2 separate regions of the Homo sapiens genome follow, and region 1 is linked to region 2. Evidence: chromatin loops called from intact Hi-C (ENCODE). Cell type or tissue: PC-3. All regions are shown on one strand. Links, peaks and the distances in the headings refer to the core of each region. The heading gives the core; the rest is flanking DNA. Region 1 overlaps CTPS2 (CTP synthase 2). Region 2 overlaps LOC124905249 (a long non-coding RNA gene).

The links. Hi-C counts contacts between places; a loop is a spot of excess contacts. Peaks named below come from ENCODE experiments on the same cell type or tissue, not always from the same donor. Only the 100,000 strongest peaks of a DNase experiment are listed, where the experiment ranks them.
Region 1: a loop joins it to region 2, with 4 times the contacts of the local background. A loop is called at or near these places in 2 of 110 quality-filtered maps.

The regions. Positions count from the first base shown.
Region 1 is chrX:16,597,269-16,607,792 of GRCh38, reverse strand. The region is part of intron 17 of CTPS2 (CTP synthase 2); the gene reads left to right. Among named protein-coding and RNA genes, the nearest start is that of MIR548AM, 25 kb to the left of the region's middle. RefSeq lists an enhancer at 383-883. In PC-3, for the core only: no CTCF peak of the experiment used is centred there; a DNase peak (open chromatin) is centred at 3,742; H3K27ac peaks cover 1,668 bases.
Region 2 is chrX:16,431,614-16,442,137 of GRCh38, reverse strand. LOC124905249 (a long non-coding RNA gene) reads left to right here. Exons shown (of 2, transcript XR_007068397.1): 2 at 3,077-4,761. Among named protein-coding and RNA genes, the nearest start is that of MIR548AM, 190 kb to the left of the region's middle. In PC-3, for the core only: a CTCF peak has its summit at 5,359 (motif pointing left); a DNase peak (open chromatin) is centred at 5,357; H3K27ac peaks cover 827 bases.

The DNA.
Region 1 (10,524 bases), core at 2,678-5,177, 170 kb before region 2:
CACAATAACCAGATATATGTTGTTCAGAAGATTACCACTGCCAACCCTCATTCTGGCAAACAACCCTCGCAGTGTTGCTGTTGAGGGCTGGCAGGATCTGTGTGTGGTGTGCACGTGTGTGCTTGTTACACAACCCTACTTATTTGTGTCATTACCTGCTAGGAGAAGCTCACAGCTCTCTAGCATTTCCTTTCACCATGTGTTCATATGGGAACAGCTTCACATAATTTGCACTTTGGGCATCTTACTGTATTGATGTTCACCCCTTTCAGTGCACTGACTTTCAAACTGTGCTCTCGGAGCTGGAGTCTGGGCTGCTGCGGGAGCAGGCCATGGGGGCTCTGGGCTCCTTCCTGCTTCAGCTGAGCAGCTCCACTTTATCTGGCTCATGTGCCATGGTTCTGCAAGAGAGATTTCATCTGAAGAAGAGCTTCCTGTGTTCTGAGACTGCACAGCTTATGCCACTGATTGGACATCCTAATGTGGTCCCATGTCAGATGTGGGCTGTGACCCTTTGCAGCCGTTTTACAATTCCCGTTATTTTAGATTCTCACACTGAAAGGAAGGTGATAGTGGGACAAGTTAGATGGCTGGGAGAAATAACTCACTTATAACTATCTGGCTGTTTGCAAATACCAACTAATATACAAATCCTGTCTGGCTCGTGTGGACTGCCCACCTGTGTGTTGTATGGCCTGCCAATTCCCGCATGGCGGGTGGTGGTCTCTGGGTAGAGCTTCCAGCGGGGTGTGGTGGCTCACGCCTGTAATCCCAGCATTTTGGGAGGCCGAGGTGGGCAGATCACCTGAGGTCAGGAGTTCGAGACCAGCCTGGCGAACATGGTGAAACCCCGTATCTACTAAATGTACAAAAATTAGCCAGACGTGGTGGCACACGCTGCTGCTAGGGAGGCTGAGGCAGGAGGAGCGTTTGAACCCGGGAGGCAGAGGTTGCAGTGAGCTGAGATTGCACCACTGCACTCCAGCTTGGGCGACAGAGGGAGACCCTGTCTCAAAAAAAAAAAAGGCTTCCTAGTAGTTTCTGAAAAAACTGACTGATTGCTAGTGACTCCTGAGTGAGATATAGTATGTCTCAGAGAGAAGGAAAGACCTCTTAACCAAGCTCTGATGCTGGCATTGGAATTATAGCTGACTAGTAGGCTTCCATGACACTGAGGGAATTCCTACGTGTATCAACCACAAATTGGTACATTCCTTAAGGACAGCCAGCATCTTATTTATCTTTATCTCCCTGGCTCCCTTACACACAGGGGTTGTTTATTACCCATTAAAGTAATGAATGCAGGTAGCAGGGGAGTCAAATCTTGACACATTTCAGAGAGTTTTCTGACAGAGGGTGGTGACTATGAATTAATCCAGTGACAGACACCAGGATTCCAGAGGAACCTTGCACTTCAACTCCTCTCTGCCCAGCTCCATGAGATTAGTGAGCTTTGAAAAGCAAATGACTACTCTGATGCCAGGCTCTAATGTGAGCTGAGTTGGGGCTGTATTTCTGACAAACAAGATTACTGCTTGTAATCAACCCTAAACAATGTGACAAGGAATATGAACACTAGAATAATGACTTCCTTTCCCAGAAGTTGGCGCTGATGATATTCAATTGTATGGCACGTGTACGGCCAATGTCTTTAAAGCATGGAGTGTAAAAATCCTTGCCTTTGAGTTAAGCGTACCTGAGGTGTAACCTCCGCATTCTGCCTAGCGGAGAATATTTATCTTTTAGGGCCTGGGAAGTTGCAGTAAGACTATTATTTTGGGATTTACAGCTAGTGAGCTAAATTCTCAGCTACTTCATTATCTACAGAATGGCAGCAGTTAGGAAGACCAATTTCACCTGGTTTTAGGCTTGTAGTGGGCAGTTCAAGGGCACAATAGCTTCAGGACAGTATTTTTTAGGTTTTTATGAGCTATTTAAAAATACATGCAAAATCAAAATAAGAGTCTTGTTTAGGGGGTCCCCCCAAGACTGCCCACACTTTGGTGATTTGCTGAAAGTAATCAGAATATAGCTGTACTCATAGCTAATATTTATTTATTTATTTATTTAGAGATGGAGTTTCACTCTTGTTGCCCAGGCTGGAGTGCAATCATGTGGTCTTGGCTCACTGCAACCTCCACCTCCCGGGTTCAAGCAATTCTTATGCCTCAGCCTCCCGAGTAGCTGGGATTACAGGCACCCGCCACCATGCCCAGCTAATTTTTGTATTTTTAGTAGAGATGGGGTTTCACCATGTTGGCCAAGCTGGGCTTGAACTCCTGACCTCTGGTGATCCGTGTGCCTCGGGCTCCCAAAGTGCTGGGATTACAGGTGTGAGCCACCGCGACCGGCCTTATAGCTAATATTTATTATGGTGGCAAAGTAAACATGCACAGCAAGATCAGTAATGGGAAAGATAAGTGGAGTCTGGAGAAATTCATTTGCACGTTTCCTATGATCTCTCTCCTGTGATAAGTCACGTCGAGTTCGCCTTCCTTCCAGCAGTGAAAATGCAACTATGCCTATGTGATGTTTCTGCCCAGATGAGCCAGTTTGAGGCTCAGAGTTTAGGGATATTTCGAGGGCTGGTCACATAGGCATTTTCTACCTAGCAACCACCAAAATTCCAGATGCCAGAGGGAAAGCAGGTGTTCACCATAGATCACATTGTATAAACAGCCTAAGCCCAGCAAAATGACCTTATCAGTTAGTAATGGAGCACACATTCCGAAAGCCATGTTCCCGGACACCAGCCAAGAACTAACCCTGCAAGCAGGCCCTTTGAAAGATAGCAGCCTCAAGCCTGCTGTTAACTCTTTTTTTACACGAGTCTAACTAACAAACCATTTTGAAAATAAAAAAATCAAATGGGAAATAATGGTCCATTAAATAAATCATTGCAATTCTTTGCTGATCTCTCTCCTCTGGTGTCTAAACAATTTGTCTCACGTATAAAAGGCAACCACAAATTTGCATGGTCTTGCTGACACATAATGTAAAAGAATGAGACTGCTTCATGTAATTATAAGAAATACATTTCAGGAGAATATGAAGGTGCTTGTAATTGCAAGTTTTCTTTGTTTGTTTGCTTGTTTAAATCTAGAAACAGAGCATCTAATCTCTTTCTGGAATTCCTTTTTTTTTTTTTTTGTTTCTCAGGCTGGTCTCAAGCTCCTGGGCGCAAGCAATCCGCCCACCTTGGCCTCCCAAAGTGCTGAGATTACAGGCATGGGCCAATGTGCCTGGCCTGAGGCCTAGAATTCCATTTTTAAGTAAGGAGAGAAGGATCAGAGTCTAAAGTTCATAGATTGTTTTCTAGCATGTGTGTCTCTGTGGCTGCCTGCAAGGCTCTTGGGAGCAATCACTACACACCAAGTTTAGGCACAACTTCCAGTTTTTATTTGTCAGATCAGAGTAAAACTCTCTTCCTTGGACAGTGCTTGATGTATATCAGAAAGCAAAAACTTAGATGGGGTTCAGTTTGCAGTTCACAGAAATGCAGCTTTTTGGGAAACATATTTTTAAGTATAAAACCAGAATCTTGAGTCATTTGAGTAGCATTTTATTCTAGTTTTGGAACTTTGGATTCCATGTCTCCATCCAGCAATTACTGTCTCTTGTGCAGATAAATCATCTTTTTGTGGCAAAACAGGAAGCAGCGTGGTACAAAAACAACAGGAGGGAAAGGTACTCAGTGATTCACTGTATTTGCTTGACTGTTTCAGACCAAACCCAAAAGCCGAAACTACTTTGTAATAAGAGAGTCTTTAAAGGAAGTACACACCTGAAGCCAGTTCCTTCCGTTTCCTCTTTCCTTTGTGTGCCCCTAGGATCTAAGTCCATTCTCTCCTCTGTGCTTAGCCCTTCCCTCTATATTTGTTGAGTCCTGGCAACAGTCAGGGTGAGAAGGAACCCATTTCATTCACCATTGTCTCTGGTCTCTCTTCTGTGACAATATATCGGGGTTTTTTCCTGCTAAGTAACATGCTGACTTCTAGCCTGGGATGGTTTTGTTTTCTGTTAACTTCTACATGTAGCATTACAGAAAATTTAGAAAAGAGAGAGAGAGAAAAAAAAAGCACCCACAAACCCACCAGCCTAACATAATTACTGTGCTCATTTTCAAATATTTCCTATGAGCCTATACCTGTATATGATTCTTTCTGTGGCTGTAATAATAGTGAGTGTATCTATCTATCTATATAGATATATATACACACACACCCACACTCTTTTATTTTGAAAACTTGCAAACCTACAGAAAAGATGAAAGAGTGATACAGTGACGGTCTGGAGATCTCCTTTGCAAAGGAACATTTTTCTCCATTTTGGTTTTATTTATTTATTTATTTATTTATTTATTTATTTATTTATTTTTGAGACAAGTCTCACTCTGTTGCCCAGGCTGGAGTGCAGTGTCATGATCTCGGCTCACTGCAATCTCTGCCTCCCGGGTTCAAGCAATTCTCTGCCTCAGCCTCCCGAGTGGCTGGGATTACAGGTGCCCGCCACCATGCCCGGCTAATTTTTTTGTATTTTTAGTAGAGATGGGGTTTCACCATCTTGGCCAGGCTGGTCTTGAACTCCTGACCTCGTGATCCACCCGCCTCGGCCTCCCGAAGTGCTGGGATTACAGGTGTGAGCCACCGCGCCAGGCCATTTTGGTTTTTAAATACCAAAAATTTGAAATGAACTAGGGCTCCTGGAAGTAATGGTTGATTCCAGGACTGGGGCAGGAAAAGTACAAGATGAGCCTGGAACATATTGCTGTATTTAAAGCAAGGAACAGCTGAAAATGAAAGGGGTATGAGTTTTCCAAGGTCAAAGAAGCCAGCTTGAAAGGGCACCCACTGGCCTTATTTTGGACAATTTGAACATCAAAAAGAACAATGACAGTATTAGATTATAACACATTTCATTTTCTGAAATTCCATGAGTCCATAATAATACTAAGAAAATACAAAAGCAAAGAAAAAAGAAAAGCCAATTAAAAATGTAGATGTCATCTCTGATGTAATAATGGATTCAAATAAGGATCATCAGTGGATGCTAAAGCCACTGGGTGAAATTTGTAAGAAACAGAATATTCATATGTTTTCAGAATAGCACCATAAATTCTTTATTAATTACAGAAGTTTGTATTTTGAACTTAACACTTCATATGCATTTTTCCAAGTTGCATGAAGTTCATTTTTAATGGCTGCACACTTCACCATTCACTCAACACACCCCCTATGTTAAAGCTTATTCTATCCCAGCCACTGTGCTGGGTGCTTGAATAAGTGCTTAAATAAGAACATGTTCCCTGACCTGGGGACTCATCAGGTAGTATAACTGTTCTCTAAATTTTGGGAGGTGACAGACTTCCAAGATTGTGATCAAAGCTGTGGGCCCACTTCCTGGAAAACTGCCCAAACATACCACTTTGTAGTTTCCTTACATTCATACCCCCAATGCTACCCCCGTCCCCTGCATCCATAGACTTTCTTCTAGGGGTCTTCAGCTACAGACCTTCCCATCCAGGAAAGGGCACAGACCTGCAAGCGCACAGTCCCAGCAGTGTGGGAAATGCTGGCATTAGAGCTTGTTCTCTCTTTCGTGGTTGTACCCAGGGAATGCTCCCAGGTTGCCAGGATTAACTAACATTAAGATTAATATCTTCCTGCAAGTGGTACCATCACCCACACAGTGTGACCTGGCTGGACTCCCCTGGGGAAGCTCAGATTCCTCCTCCCTCATCCCCATTGCTCATAGTCAGCAGGTGCTGGCAATTCCTGTTGTTGGAATTCACTCCATCTTTTGTCTATTTTCTGCCATGCTGCAAGGGAGTATGGCCCGGAGTCAGGACTCTAGCTGTCAACCGAGTTCAAACTGGCTCTTTTACTTCCCAGCTGGCTGTGACCTTGCTCTTCTGTGCATTGCTTTCTTTATAAAAAGGGGATGGTAATAGTCCCCACTTGACATGGCAGAAATGAAGATTAAGTTTCACACTAAATGTAAAGCACTGAGCGTAGTGCCTGGTCTATGGTAGGAACTTAAATGGGAATTATTATGATGATGCTATTATTATTACTTTTCCTTTAGTTCCAGTATCTATCTCTTGCCTACTGCAAAGCCTCCTACTTGGTTTCTCTGCCTCCAGCTTGCTTCCTCCCAATCCGTCTTCTGCGGTTGGAATGATCTCCCCACATTATTTTGGAACTTAAACCCCCCCCCCCCCGATGGCTTCCCTTGGTTTATAGGATAAAATGCACACAAATCCATATGGAACAGCTTGCAGTTCCCTGAACTCCCCAGAGGGTTTTGCCTGTTGTGTCTTGATACACATTCCTGACCTGCTTAGTGAGAGGGGAATAGGGATCTATATCCTATTAGAATGGTTGTTCACGGACTCGTTAGGTGAACAAGGTGAATCGGAGGTGACAAGGTGGCGAATCGGAGGTGAATTATTAGGTGAATTGCAGGTGAGAGTGGCTCCCTCCATTGTTCACAGAGGGTGCATTTCACTCTCCCAGGCATGCTTCTCTTACGTTGCGTGGCTCTGCTCTCTCTTGGACTTGGAGAGCAAGGTACTCTTTTCCCTTGCACAAATCCGACATTCTGTTTCCAGCACTGCTTGAAACTTGGAATCGCTTTGTTTCAAACTTGGAATCACTTTGCTTTTTGACTTTGAGTTGCATGGTTGATGTTGCCAGGGGCCATTCTTGCACCATGTGGTGCAAAAATATTTTACTTCTGTGGGGACACTATTGACAAGTAGGGTAGATGCTATGGATTTTACTTCTGCGTCTGCTGCTTATTGAGTAATTTTGTCCAAGTCACTACTCCTAAACTTGCTGATTCTCCTCCTTAGGGCCGCTGTGAGGGACAGTTGAGGTGGTGCTTTATAAACTCAACTGCTATCAAAATGCCACTTTCCCCGCTTTGTTACACTTCAAGCAAAAGTGAACTGAAATTAACAAAAGATTCTATTTTGCTTTCTTTTGAACTGTTCTTTTAAACATTTTAGAAAACCATTCACCCCTGTGATTGTTTGACTTCAACTCCATACCTTGAGATATTTTTTAGGGTAAATTATTGTTAATGAACCACATTTGAGTACACCTTCCCTTGGGGTGGGATAAACGTTGGTTAAAAGGTGCTTTTAACCAGATCACGGTGCACTGCAGTGTGGATGGTGTGGTGCCAGACACGAATGGAATTAATAGTACTACAGACTACCGTGTGCTTTTACCACCCTGCCTGGGTGGTATTCTACTGTTTACTATGAAATATAAAACTCATTCAAAGCAGACTAAGTTTTTGTTCCATTGTTCTTATATTTTATGGCTTCCAGGGGCCCTTTATGAAGGAAATAAGTATAGTAGTAATACTGCTTTGGGGAAAACTGTGTTCATGACAATCTGTTTTTAAAACATGCTGTTTCACAGGAAACGGATTTTAATATAAAGTATTGTAAGGAACTCATGCATGCTGGGAATCCTAACTATGCCATTAAAATCTTTAAATTCCAACCACCTCTTTCTGTTAATGGAGAAGAAATGGTTTAACAGCTGCCTTGGGGTAGCGTAAAGGTGGGCTATATGAGGCATTGCTATACCCTTTCCCTAGCACCTTGGAATATCTGTTTTCTTATGTTGGGAATTTATTGGGAGCCAGAAGTCCTTGACAAGCAAACTTCACTATGACAAACCTTTCGTTTGTCAAGAGCCACATGTTGGCTGGGCACAGTGGGTCTGTAATCCCAGCACTTTGGGAAGCCGAGGCGGGCGGATCACTTGAGGTCAGGAGTTCAAGACCAGCCTGGCCAACATGGCGAAACCCTGTCTCTACTAAAAATACAAAAATTAGCTGGGCATGGTGGTGCATTCCTGTAATCCCAGCTACTTGGGTGGCTGAGGCACAAGAATCTTGAACCTGGGAGGCAGAGGTTGCAGTGAGCCAAGGTCACACCACTGTGCTCTAGCCTGGGTGCCAGAGTGAGACTGTGTGTCAAAAGAAAAAAAAAGGGGGGGGGTGCCGGGTGCGGTGGCTCACGCCTGTTATTCCAGCGCTTTGGGAGGCCGAGGTGGGCGGATCACCTGAGTTTGGGAGTTTGAGACCAGCCTGACCAACATGGAGAAACCCTGTCTCTACTAAAAATACAAAATTAGCCAGACGTGGTGGCACATGCCTGTAATCCCAGCTACTCGGGAGGCTGAGGCAGGAGAATCGCTTGAACCCAGGAGGTGAAGATTGTGGTGAGCTGAGATTGCGCCATTGCACTCCAGCCTGGGCAACAAGAGCAAAACACTGTCTCAAAAAAAAAAAAAAAAAGAAAAAAAAGAAAAAGAAAAAGAAAAGAACTACATGTTGACCATTGTGGTAAAGTCTTGTCAGTATAGTGATTCCTCTGTGTTGCTGCTGGTGATTTTGGTTTTGTCTTGCAAGAAATGGTACCATAAAATACTTTTTAAAAAGAGAGTTTTCATGATTTGGGAGGCACACGCATGCATAAGAGATATTTGCTGTGATTTTCATTAATGGTAGATAGACCTTTAAAAAAAACTTTTGGCCCTTTATTTCCTTCTCCTGTCTAATTGCCCTGGCAAGAACTTCCAACACTATGTTGAATAGGAGTGATGAGAGAGGGCATCCCTATCTTATGCCAGTTTTCAAAGGGAATGCTTCCAGTTTTTGCCCATTCAGTATGATATTGGCTGTCGGTTTGTCATAGATAGCTCTTATTATTTTGAGATACGTCCCATCAATACCTAATTTATTGAGAGTTTTTAGCATGAAGGGTTGTTGAATTCTGTCAAAGGCCTTTTCTGCATCTATTGAGATAATCATGTGGTTTTTGTCTTTGGTTCTGTTTATATGCTGGATTACATTTATTGATTTGCGTATATTGAATCAGCCTTGCATCCCAGGGATGAAGCCCACTTGATCATGGTGGATAAGCTTTTTGATGTGCTGCTGGATTCGGTTTGCTAGTATTTTACTGAGGATTTTTGCATCAATGTTCATCAAGGATATTGGTCTAAAATTCTCTTTTTTGGTTGTGTCTCTGCCCGGCTTTGGTATCAGGATGATGCTGGCCTCATAAAATGAGTTAGGGAGGATTCCCTCTTTTTCTATTGATTGGAATAGTTTCAGAAGGAATGGTACCAATTCCTCCTTGTACCTCTGGTAGAATTCGGCTGTGAATCCATCTGGTCTTGTACTCTTTTTGGTTGGTAAGCTATTGATTATTGCCACAATTTCAGCTCCTGTTATTGGTCTATTCAGAGATTCAACTTCTTCCTGGTTTAGTCTTGGGAGGGTGTATGTGTCGAGGAATTTATCCATTTCTTCTAGATTTTCTAGTTTATTTGGGTAGAGGTGTTTGTAGTAATCTCTGATGGTAGTTTGTATTTCTGTGGGATCGGTGGTGATATCCCCTTTATCATTTTTTATTGCGTCCATTTGATTCTTCTCTCTTTTTTTCTTTATTAATCTTGCTAGTGGTCTATCAATTTTGTTGATCCTTTCAAAAAACCAGCTCCTGGATTCATTAATTTTTTGAAGGATTTTTTGTGTCTCTATTTCCTTCAGTTCTGCTCTGATTTTAGTTATTTCTTGTCTTCTGCTAGCTTTTGAATGTGTTTGCTCTTGCTTTTCTAGTTCTTTTAATTGTGATGTTAGGGTGTCAGTTTTGGATTTTCCTGCTTTCTCAGCCCAAAATCTCCTTAAGCTGATAAGCAACTTCAGCAAAGTCTCAGGATACAAAATCAATGTACAAAAATCACAAGCATTCTTATACACCAATAACAGACAAACAGAGAGCCAAATCATGAGTGAACTCCCATTCACAATTGCTTCAAAGAGAATAAAATACCTAGGAATCCACCTTACAAGGGACGTGAAGGACCTCTTCAAGGAGAACTACAAACCACTGCTCAATGAAATAAAAGAGGATACAAACAAATGGAAGAACATTCCATGCTCATGGGTAGGAAGAATCAATATCGTGAAAATGGCCATACTGCCCAAGGTAATTTATAGATTCAATGCCATCCCAATCAAGCTACCAATGACTTTCTTCACAGAATTGGAAAAAACTACTTTAAAGTTCATATGGAACCAAAAAAGAGCCCTCATTGCCAAGTCAATCCTAAGCCAAAAGAACAAAGCTGGAGGCATCACACTACCTGACTTCAAACTATACTGCAAGGCTACAGTAACCAAAACAACATGGTACTGGTACCAAAACAGAGATATAGATCAATGGAACAGAACAGAGCCCTCAGAAATAACACCGCATATCTGCAACTATCTGATCTTTGACAAACCTGAGAAAAACAAGGAATGGGGAAAGGATTCCCTATTTAATAAATGGTGCTGGGAAAACTGGCTAGCCATATGTAAAAGGCTGAAACTGGATCCCTTCCTTACACCTTATACCAAAATCAATTCAAGATGGATTAAAGACTTAAACGTTAGACCTAAAACCATAAAAACCCTAGAAGAAAACCTAGGCATTACCATTCAGGACATAGGCAT
Region 2 (10,524 bases), core at 4,116-6,615:
TTGCATTTTCCTAATGCCTAATGTTGTTGAGTATCTTTTCATCTGCTTATTAGCTATTTGTATATATTTTTGGTAAAATGTTTTTTCAAATCTTTTGCCTATTTAAAAATTTGCTTATTTTTCTTCTTTCAAATTATTTGTTGTATAAAAACTCAACATGAATAAAGGACTGGGAAAGAGAGAATGGCAACTTGGAGAACCTGGTGGTTAGATATACCTATAGCATGAATCTTATTAGAAGGCTAAAGAGGTAGGCATGGTCCTGACCTTGTAGAATTGCACTATCCAGTATGGTGGCTGCTAACCACATGACATGATGGATTATGGAGCATGTCAAAGGTGGCTAGTCCAATTTGAGTTGTGCTGTAAGGGTAAAACGCACACCAGATTTTAAAGACTTGCTATGAAAAACTGAATGTAAAGCATCTCATCAATAATTTTTGAATTATTACATATTAAGATGATACTATTTTGAAAATATTGACTAAAATAAAATACAGTATTAAAATTAATTCTATTTTTTAAAATAAAAAATGGCTACTATGAAATTTAAAATTACATACATGGCTCCCAATATATTTCCATTACATAGCAATGTTCTAGAACCTTGACCATCAGTAAATTAGATCTTGATATGTAGAGAAATGGGAAGGCTTTGATAGGTTTTAAGCATGAGGAAATTATGACCGCTTTTTAAAAAAGAGATTACTTTCAATGCACTGTGGTGAATAGATTGGAGAGGACAGGGAATGGCTGGCCAGGAAATGGAGTAGGCAGCTTTGCAGTAGTCTAGATGATGGATGATAGTCACTTGATAGTGATACAGAACTCAATAGTCACTTCATAGGGAAAAACAGCGTTCTGTTCAATATCTCAAATCTACTCAGAATTTTGTAGAAAATACTAAACATTTATGTGTCTCTCAGGGCTAATATCATCTGGAATATACTTTCAGAGGGAGCTACTTAAAATTCTAGACTCTTCTGTGTCTAAGGTGAAGACCACAGGTTACCTGGATCACATACCCTTGTAGGGAAGAGCCACTTAAATAGCAACTCTATACTATGCAAAATGTGGTGCTAGATCATGGTAAAGATTTGGCTTTGACCCTGAGTGAGGGGAACCATTGGAGGCTTTGGAGCACACGAGTGATGTGACCATCAGGTCATTGCTTGTTAATTGGATAACACTGGCCACTGCACTGAGAATAGACTGAAGGGAGTGAGGGTGGGAGAGGGAGGGCCCTGCGATTTAAGCAATTCTTTATTGTTAGGCATTTTCATTGTTTCTAATTTTCTCTAATTTTAAACAACAGAGTAATCAATGTTGTGCAAAATTTTATTACATCCTTCATTCATTTTCTTAAGATAAATTCCAAGAAAAGTGGCAGTTGTGGTCAATGGGGACATCTGTTATTACAGCTTTTGATATATCTTGCCAAATTGCCTTCTAGAAATTTGGACACAGCTTAAATTGCCACTGCTGTGTAGGAGAGTGTCTGCTTCCTTCTTCTTGTGCCAGCCCTTGGCAATGTTACTATTTCTTAAACTTAATCAAGCAAGAGTTCCAAGTATGCCTTTAAAATAATTCTCATATGAATTAGTCCACATTTTTCTTCATGAAACACTTCTCCCCATTGTGTCCTAGTTCAGCTATTTTATTAAACTTTAGGTAAATTATATATTCAATCATTTCAGGCTAGTGATGACAATTTATTAAATTTTTTCTGTTCCTAAAGGTGGGAGGATCTTGTCAAACTGGCACATAATTTGATTTCTACTTCTTTAATATTTTTAAAAGGAATGAAATGATAAACCCAAAATAAGTAGAGAAAAGCAAGCTCTGAACACTTTTTTTGAACTTGTGAGATATTAAACTTTTGGTAAATTTCTAATCGAGGCACGTATACACCATGGAATACTATGCAGCCATAAAAAAGAATGAGTTCATGTCCTTTGCAGGGACATGGATGAAGCTGGAAGCCATCATTCTCAGCAAACTAACACAGGAACAGAAAACCAAACACTGCACGTTCTCACTTATAAGGGGGAGTTGAACAATGCGAACACATGGACACAGGGAAGGGAACATCACACACTGGGGCCTGTTGGCGGGGGCGGGGGAGGGGGGCAAGAGGAGCGAGAGCATTAGGACAAATACCTAATGCATGCAGGGCTTTAAACCTAGATAATGGGTTGATAGGTGCAGCAAACCACCATAGCACATGTATGCCTATGTAACAAACCTGCACATTCTGCACATGTATCCCAGAACTTAAAGTAAAATAAATAAATTAAAAAAGCAATCTAGACTTACCTGTTGGGAGAAAAAGCATAAAGGTAAATAAACTATGTTTATAAATATGCATGCATGTATTTAAGTATAAGTTCTATTTCTCTCTGTTCCCTGGAAAGTCACAGGTTGAAATTAATTTTAAGAGAACATTGACCAGGCCCCTTAAAGGTTAAATTAAACTGAGGGGTGCTACTGCAATTTAATTACGTTTTCATCTTTTCGGATTAGTCATTGAATACAGATTGAAATCCTATTTTCACACATCTCTATAGGTCACCTAAATGGCTTGTTCAAAATTCTAATTTTTTTTCCCTCATGAATAATTTCCCTCAAAAGGTAACCTTTCTTCTCTATGGGCATAATAAAAGTGTTTATGTAAAAATGGCAAAGGAAAATGGATTATATTTTGTAACATACTGAGTTGTGAAGCAGAATTATGCCTTTGTACTATGAAGCTGTTCTTTTCTTTTTCCAAATGTGAAGATTTAGAAGCGAGGTGACCCGCTATTGTAGCTATGTGAAGAGGGGGAGAATCAGGGCTCCCATTACAGAGCGTAGGAGGGATGATGAATACCATAGTGAGGTTTAGTGCCACTTAAGAGCCAAAAAATTTCTGTCACAAACCTACCCCTGCTGTCTCACATTTCTGATATTAGTTCCCATTGATTGTTTCATTGCTCCTCATTGATTCTTCCAGAAATTTCTTCCTCCTTCCTAATGTCCTTTGGCTTTGCATCTCATGCCATCAGACTTCACCACTTTCTCCTCTTTCTTGTTGCAGTCATCTCCAGAGTCCTGGGTCATTCTTCTTTCTTGAAGAGTACAAGGAAGAACGCTTCCTGTCATTCTTTCCAGCACTGCTCCAGCATAATTCCTGGTGATTTAAATACAGTTGATTCTCATTATTTGGGGTAGTTAGGGTGTATAAACTTGCGATGAACACCGAATCAGTGAATACTAAACATCGTTCCTAGGGGAAAAGCACAAGTTCCTGCAAGCTTCTGGTAACTACATTGTCATGAATAGATCAAACATAACCCTGTTTTATATATGTTTCTGTCTAAAGACACCTTGTTTAATATATATTGTTGATTCATTAACATTGAACTTACAGCTAGAATGCATGCTTGAAAGAAGCTTTTCTAACACAAATTATGTATTTATGTATTTATTTATTTATTTTCCCATAAGGTACATCACAGCCTTCTTGTACTTAGGAGTGCTAGGCAGCACTAAGCTTGAGGACCATTTTTAGGTTTTTTGTTTTTTTGAGACAGGATCTCACCATATCACCTAGGCTGGAGTACAGTGGTGCCATCATGGCTCACTGCAGCCTCGACCTCCCTGGGCTCAGGTGATCCTCCCATCTCAGCCTCCAGAGTAGCTGGGACTACAGGCACATGCCACCAGCAGGCCTGGCTAATTTTTTTTTTTGGTATTTTTTGTAGAGATGGGGTTTTGCCATGTTGCCCAGGCTGCTCTCAAACTCCTGGGCTCAAGTGACCCACCCGTCTCAGCCTTTTAAATTGCTGGGATTACAGGTGTAAGCCACCCTACCCAGTCATTGGGGACCATTTTGAACAGCAAAATCACCAACAAAAAGCACAAAAATGCAAAAAACATGGCACTAAATAGTGAAAAGGACACTTGTTTATAGCCTGAGAGCTGAAACAAGAAGGCAGAGTGTCGCCTCATTTGACTCAGCTGGTGGCGTGCACGTTGGGCAACTCAAATTTTTTGCTGCTCTGCACATGTCTGCGAATGACTGCTAAAGTTCCAAGCATATTGATTTTTGGGGCTGCAAATAAATTTTAGAAAGTAGACAAATTTGCAAACAGAGAATCTGTGAATAATGAGGATTGGCTGTGTCTATGTTGATGATCTTTCTGATGATGTGAGCACTGCATTTCTTGACTTTCTGTCTAAGTATGGTAGATCTTGTCTACCATACTATTTTAGCCATGCACCCCCAAGATCATGCCGAATGTCATGAAAAGACAATATTTCCCATCCCAACACCTGTTTTTTATACAGGGATCTGAAAGTGTCAGAACCAGGGTAATTTTTTCTTTGATGTCTCATCCCCTCTGTGTTTACACCCCCACCTCCCTATCCATATGCTGAAACCCTAACCCCCAGTGTGGCTGTGGCCTCTAAGGAAGTGATTAAGGTTAAACGAAGTTGTAAGGGTGGGGCCGTGATCTGATAGGATTAATGTTCTTATAAGAAAAGACACTGGGGTTGGCCCGCACATGCGCTCACTCATGCTCATGTGCGGTCTCTCTCTCTTTCCCCCTCCTTGTGCCCTCAGAGGAAAGGCCATGTAAGGATGCAGGAAAAAGTCAGTAATCTGCAAGCCAGGAAGAAAGCTGTGGCACCACCAGAATCTGCAATCCGCTAGAACCTTGATCTTAAACTTCCCAGCTTCCAAAACTGGGAGAAAATAAATTTCTGTTGTTTAAGCCACCCAGTCTATGATACTTTGTTATTGCAACCTGAGCTGGCTAAGACACCCTTTTAAGGTATTTTTCTCTCTAGAAGAGCTCTCATTGTCTCACCTAAGTGCACTGTCCTAAACAGGTATTCTGTACTTCAAACTTTTCCTACCCACCACCAAAACATACCTTTTAAATATTCCCCAGTACTTTACTTTTCTAAAAATTGGTTCACTAATAAACCAATTGCCATCAATTAGTATTATTTTTATTATCTCTACTAACATTTTAACTTTAAAAGTAAGATATATGTTCACTTTAGGAAATTTGAAAATGACAGAAAAACGTAAAGTAGAAAATAAAAATTACTTTAATTCTAAAATGTTGGCATTTTGATATATTTCTCTTCAGTCTTTTTTTTTTTTTTCTGTGAAAACTTGCCGGAGTTCTTGGTTGCAAATCACTTTAAGCTACCCTCATTACCTTGATGAGAAAAGAAGCTTATTGGTAAGATATCAGGCAGCTCAAAGAAATATGGGACTCTTGGAGAACCTGACTGGGAACGTGGTAGGAGGCATCCATATTAAACTGGGCTACCAGAACTTCTTTCGAGCGCCCTCTAGTGGAACAGTCTGATTCGGACGCCTCTGTTGCCACTGCTGGACATATTCTGTGGGTGACACCGCTGCACTGGATACTAGAAGCCCTGTCAGCACCACCGCTAAGACTTTCTTTGAGTCATTAACTCAAGATTCAAAGAGCTGAGTGGGAGCACCTGATTGGCCAAGCTTAGACTATGTGCCCCCTCCTAGCGCAGCAGCCAGGGCTCAGAGAAAGCCAGAATCTGATCTTTTCTTTTGCAAGAGGGAGGAACTGCCTTCCCTAAGGCTCACGCCATGGGACATTCTCCAGATTTAAGGATAGCATCCAGATCCTGGAAAACCCTTCCTAGAAAAGCAATTACAATGTATTCTTTGGCTACTTGATATCCACATGTACTTTTCTTTCCATATTTTCATGTCACAGTAATCAAGGAAATGTGTAGCGTCTACTGTCACCATTTATACTTCTACCACAAGGCAACAGCTGGTATTTATAACTCCCACCTCTCCCTATTCCAGATCTCCTTTGCCTGCAGCCTGTACCTCAGATTCTCAGTGTGTTTTACTTAGTAGAGTCACTCAAATCTTCATTTCTAAGGAAATTGAACTCTTGGTGGGCCTGCCTGGATTGTCCTGTATTAGTATTTCATTAATTTTTATTACTGGACAAGATAATAATAGGAGGAACTGTAAGACTCACCCAATTTCATTCATACTCATCCCTGCTTGTATCGAGTAGCAGCAACTCAACTGACCCTTAATAGTAAGATGATACTTACTCCTCACCTTTTTTTTTTAATGAGTTTTTTTCTCACCTTTTTTTCTCAAGGGAATGTGTGTGGAGGCCAGCATGGTAATGTGAAAGTCTTGGCTTCTCACTAAATGAAAATCATTCTTGTGGAAAATTTATTTCTTTAGGTACTAAAGCACTTTACATATATTAACAACTTTAGCCCTCCCCAAAATACCGTGGGATTTTACCTTTTACAGATAGGAGAATAGAGGCACAGAGAGGTTAAGTAACCTGTTCAAAATCACACAGCTAGAAAGCAGTAGAGATAGGATTTGAACCCAGCCAATCTGGTCCCTGCTCTTCATGTCTTCTTAATATGATACAGTATTCAGGAATGTCCTGTGTGGTGGCGAGAAAGTCAAGGTTCCTGCATAGCAAATTGTGGAACAGAACTAGAAAAGCCCTGTGACAAGTTGGTAAGGTGTTCTGCTATCCCTGCTAGGTAAAAGCAAAATGCTTCTGGTGTTTATCAGATAAGAGACAAAGATATTTGACTCTGCAAGGATGGACATTTTTGTTTGTTTTGCTCACTTCACTATACCCAGTACCTAGAACATTACCTGGAACATAGTAGGTGCTCAATTCACTGAAGAATGAATAAATGCCAGACACCAGGGACTGGGTTATGTTTCCTCATTAGTAGGCCACATCCATAAATGCAGCTGCAATTGGAATCACCCCCTCATGAAGCACATGTCAATCCACCATCATTCTCCAAGAAGCCCCCATCCTCTGCACTGGACAAACTGGAAAGTTAGGTGGGGATGTACTAGGAATCACCTTCCCTGCATTTCTTAAGATTTTCATGGTGACACTAATTGCTATAATTTTCTCAGATATGGTATTGCTTTTTATTTTTCATTTTGAGTGCAATGGGTAATCCTAGGGGCTTCCATTGGACTTATTTTACCTGTGGTTCAGAGACAATGTGGGGATTCTAGCAGTGGCTAGATTTACCTATTCAAAGTAAATCCTTAGGAAACAGATAGATAAACTATCATGGGCTGAGTTCAGAGTGTTAGTCTGTCCACTTTAAATTAGACTGGGACTGGGACCTAAATGCTATTGATCACCTGAATCTTGTAAGTCTCCACCCTAATTAGTGAGTGGCAGTGTTATTTACTCAGATTCAATGTTCAATAATATCTGAAATGGGTAGGCATTTCCCTTTGCCCAATACGCTGTTTCCTTGATAAATATTTACAAGTCAAAGGATAGGAGGAAGATTCCCCAATATTTTTGTGAAGTAATTTCAGGACACTTCTTTAAGGCCCTGCCTGACTTCCCCTTCATTAGGGGATTCAGGGCCTGTGAAGGTTAGTCTTCCTTGTGCAAGGTAATTCTTACAAGGAAAGAGAGTTACGGAGTCTTCAGGTAAGTCATGAGCTGCCTCAGACGTGGGAGGAAGAATGGCTTGAGCTGAAAACCTAGGTTCAGTGGAGTTTGGAGATTTGGTGTTTGAGGCCTTGACACCCTCCCACTGAACACCATTGCAGTTCTCAGGGTCTGCTCTTTCCTTATTGATGCCCTAACTTTCATATAAGGCCCTTGATGAGTCTGTGATTCAGTTGATGTTCTAAATTAGTCCCCACTGGAGTAGAGGATTGATTCTGGGTAGTTTTGTACTGCTGCTACAAAAAATAAGACATTCTTTTTTAGCACAGGGATACAAAATCCTCCTGGTTCTGGGTTTTGCTTTCAGCCAAGAACTAGGGATTTGAGTATCATTCTCTCTCTTTAAGCTTTCCAGTATTAGCCACCTCATTCTCCAGTCCTGGTTTCTCATGCTGCTGTATATGGCACCACCAATGTGGGCTCCCAAGGCTTGCTTACAAACCACCAATGTGGGCCCCCAAGTCTTGCTTACAAAAAAAATTACTGTATAAATTACAGTTTGATTAGTTGCTCTTCCACTGTGGGCCACTGTTTACCAGATTTTCATTCCTGAATGTTTGCTGCCCTTACCCCAACCAAGTTATATAACCAATCCTGGATTCTCCTCAATTCCAGAAGATCTGCTGTCTGAAGCCCCTCCTGGTAACAATTTCTGATCCAGTTAGGGTTCATGACATAAACAGCATAAACTGAGCTTGCTTATCCTAAGCAGAAAAGGAATTGATTAGAAGGCTATCAAGTAATGGGAAAGCTGTTGAACCAGGCTCAGGAAATGGACTAGAATCCTGTGGTCCCAAAATGTCCCAAGCCAGACTTTTTGGGTCCAACTGCTCTTCTCACTGGGCATTGAACGCTGTCGTGACTGACAGTATTAGAAGACATTCCAAACTTCCTTCTTGGCATCCTGATTGGCTGAGCTTAGGTCATGTGCATCATCTTCCTAGTGCCTGGGTCCAGGGAAAGCAAGTACTTGGCCTTTGGCTTCTGTGGGGAGGGGACCCTATTTGCACCCAAGATTCAAACAGTGACAGATTCCTCCAATCTATAATGTACATATATATTATGACATTGGGATCACAATTGTGAGTAAAGGGTTAACCTTAGCACTGGGCTGATCCAGGCCTGCCTGTGAGAACCATCGACCACAGAGTCCTGTTTCTTTGGAAACTGCAGTGATCAACAGATGTGGAATATTGCACCTGCCCTGCTTGCTGTGAAGCCCTGCTCTGTGGGACCTCTTCTGGACTGGGGCTGCTGGGGGCTGACATGCAGTTTTGGGGCTTGTGTTACTGGAACCATATAAAAGATTGTTGGGAAGCTGTGACTGTGGCTTCTCTGTGTCAAGGTGATTTTATGACACTTTGGATGTCATTCTGTGGCAAACTTGCATTTCCTGTGTGGGTGTGGGGGCAAAAGAAGCTGTGCACTTGGGTAGCTGTCAGGCATTGCATTCGTTTCCTATCACTACTGTAACAAATCCTCACGAACTTAGCGGCTGGAAACAACATAAATTTATCACTTTATAGTTCTGCAGGACAGAAGTCTGACACAGTTTCACAGTAGCTAGGATCAAGGTGTTGGCAGGGCTGCATTCCTTTCCGTAGGCTCTAGGGAAGAATCTGTTCTCTTGGCTTTTCTGGCTTCTAGAGGCATCTGGCATGCCTTGGCTCATGGTCCCTTCCTCCATCTTCAAAGCCAGCAATGGAGGATTGAGCCCTTCTTACATTGCATCGCTCTGACCTCCTCATCTGCCAACCTCTTCCACTTTTAAGGATGTTTCTGATTACTTCAGGCTCATCTAGATAATACACAGAGTAGTTTTCCTGTTTTAAGGTCAGCTGACTTATCAACTTTAATTCTATCTGCACCTTAATTCCTCCTTGCTATGTAATGTAACATATTCACAGGTTCTGCAGATTAGGGCATGAATATCTTTGGGGCACTGTGATTCTGCCTACCACGGGTATCCTGAAGAAATGAAGGTGCTGTACATGCTATTTCCTGTCTTCTGCCCTTCCACAAGGCCGAGTGAAAATTAAAGCCAATAGTGTGCCTTGCATCTGATCTCCAATTTGAACCTGCAACCACTGCTGTGTCAATACCCAGTAGGACACAGTTTGGAGAGGGTGGATATTTTATTGGGGCCATTTTTACGTGTTCAAACACCATTTATTAAATCTCTGCAGGGGTATACTGTTATCCCGAAATAGACTAATTTCTTAATTATGTAGCCCCTAGGATTTCTTTTCTTTCCAAAACCTCTGAAAATAATTCTAAGATAGGATGCTGGGAAATAGGTTTCTTGGACTCTTGTAACTATCCAAATCTCCAAAGCTTTAGGACTTTTCTTGGCTGACGGAAAGAGTTGAAAACTACTGTTTTCTTTTAGAGGAAAAATGTTAAAAAAAAAACCTGTCTAATATAAATTTTAAATGAAGGCAATATCCTAGGCTGGGCTGATGTAAAATTATTTTCATCATCACATTCATTGTGTCAGCCAGATCTTTGGCTCCAAACATGCTGTCCTTGTAAAAATTCCATTTCAGCTGTCAGGGTAATCAAAAGGTTTCAAAAACTTTTCTTGAATACTGAGTTGAAATAAAATAATAAAACACACTATCAAATGCCAAAGTCTGCAGAAGGATGATACCAGATATGGGCAGGTTTTACATTTTTAAAAAGTCAATTTTATTAAATTCTTTACTTGGATATAACTTTGGAGTACCTATTCCTAACATATACAATTTCAGGATAAATCAAGTTGATTTTCCATCTGAAATCAGATATGGGACTACCACATAATTAAACACACAAAATCTAAAACAATATTTCATTGATTTAAATTAACTTTTAATGGCACAGTTTATGTTGTGTAACGGTATTTTTATAATGTCATTACATTGCACGGGCAGAAAAAGAAAATAATGGCTACAAGTTTTATCTTTAAAATTTTGACACCACAGATCTGTATTTCTAAAAAACCATAAGCTACAGATGTCTGCAA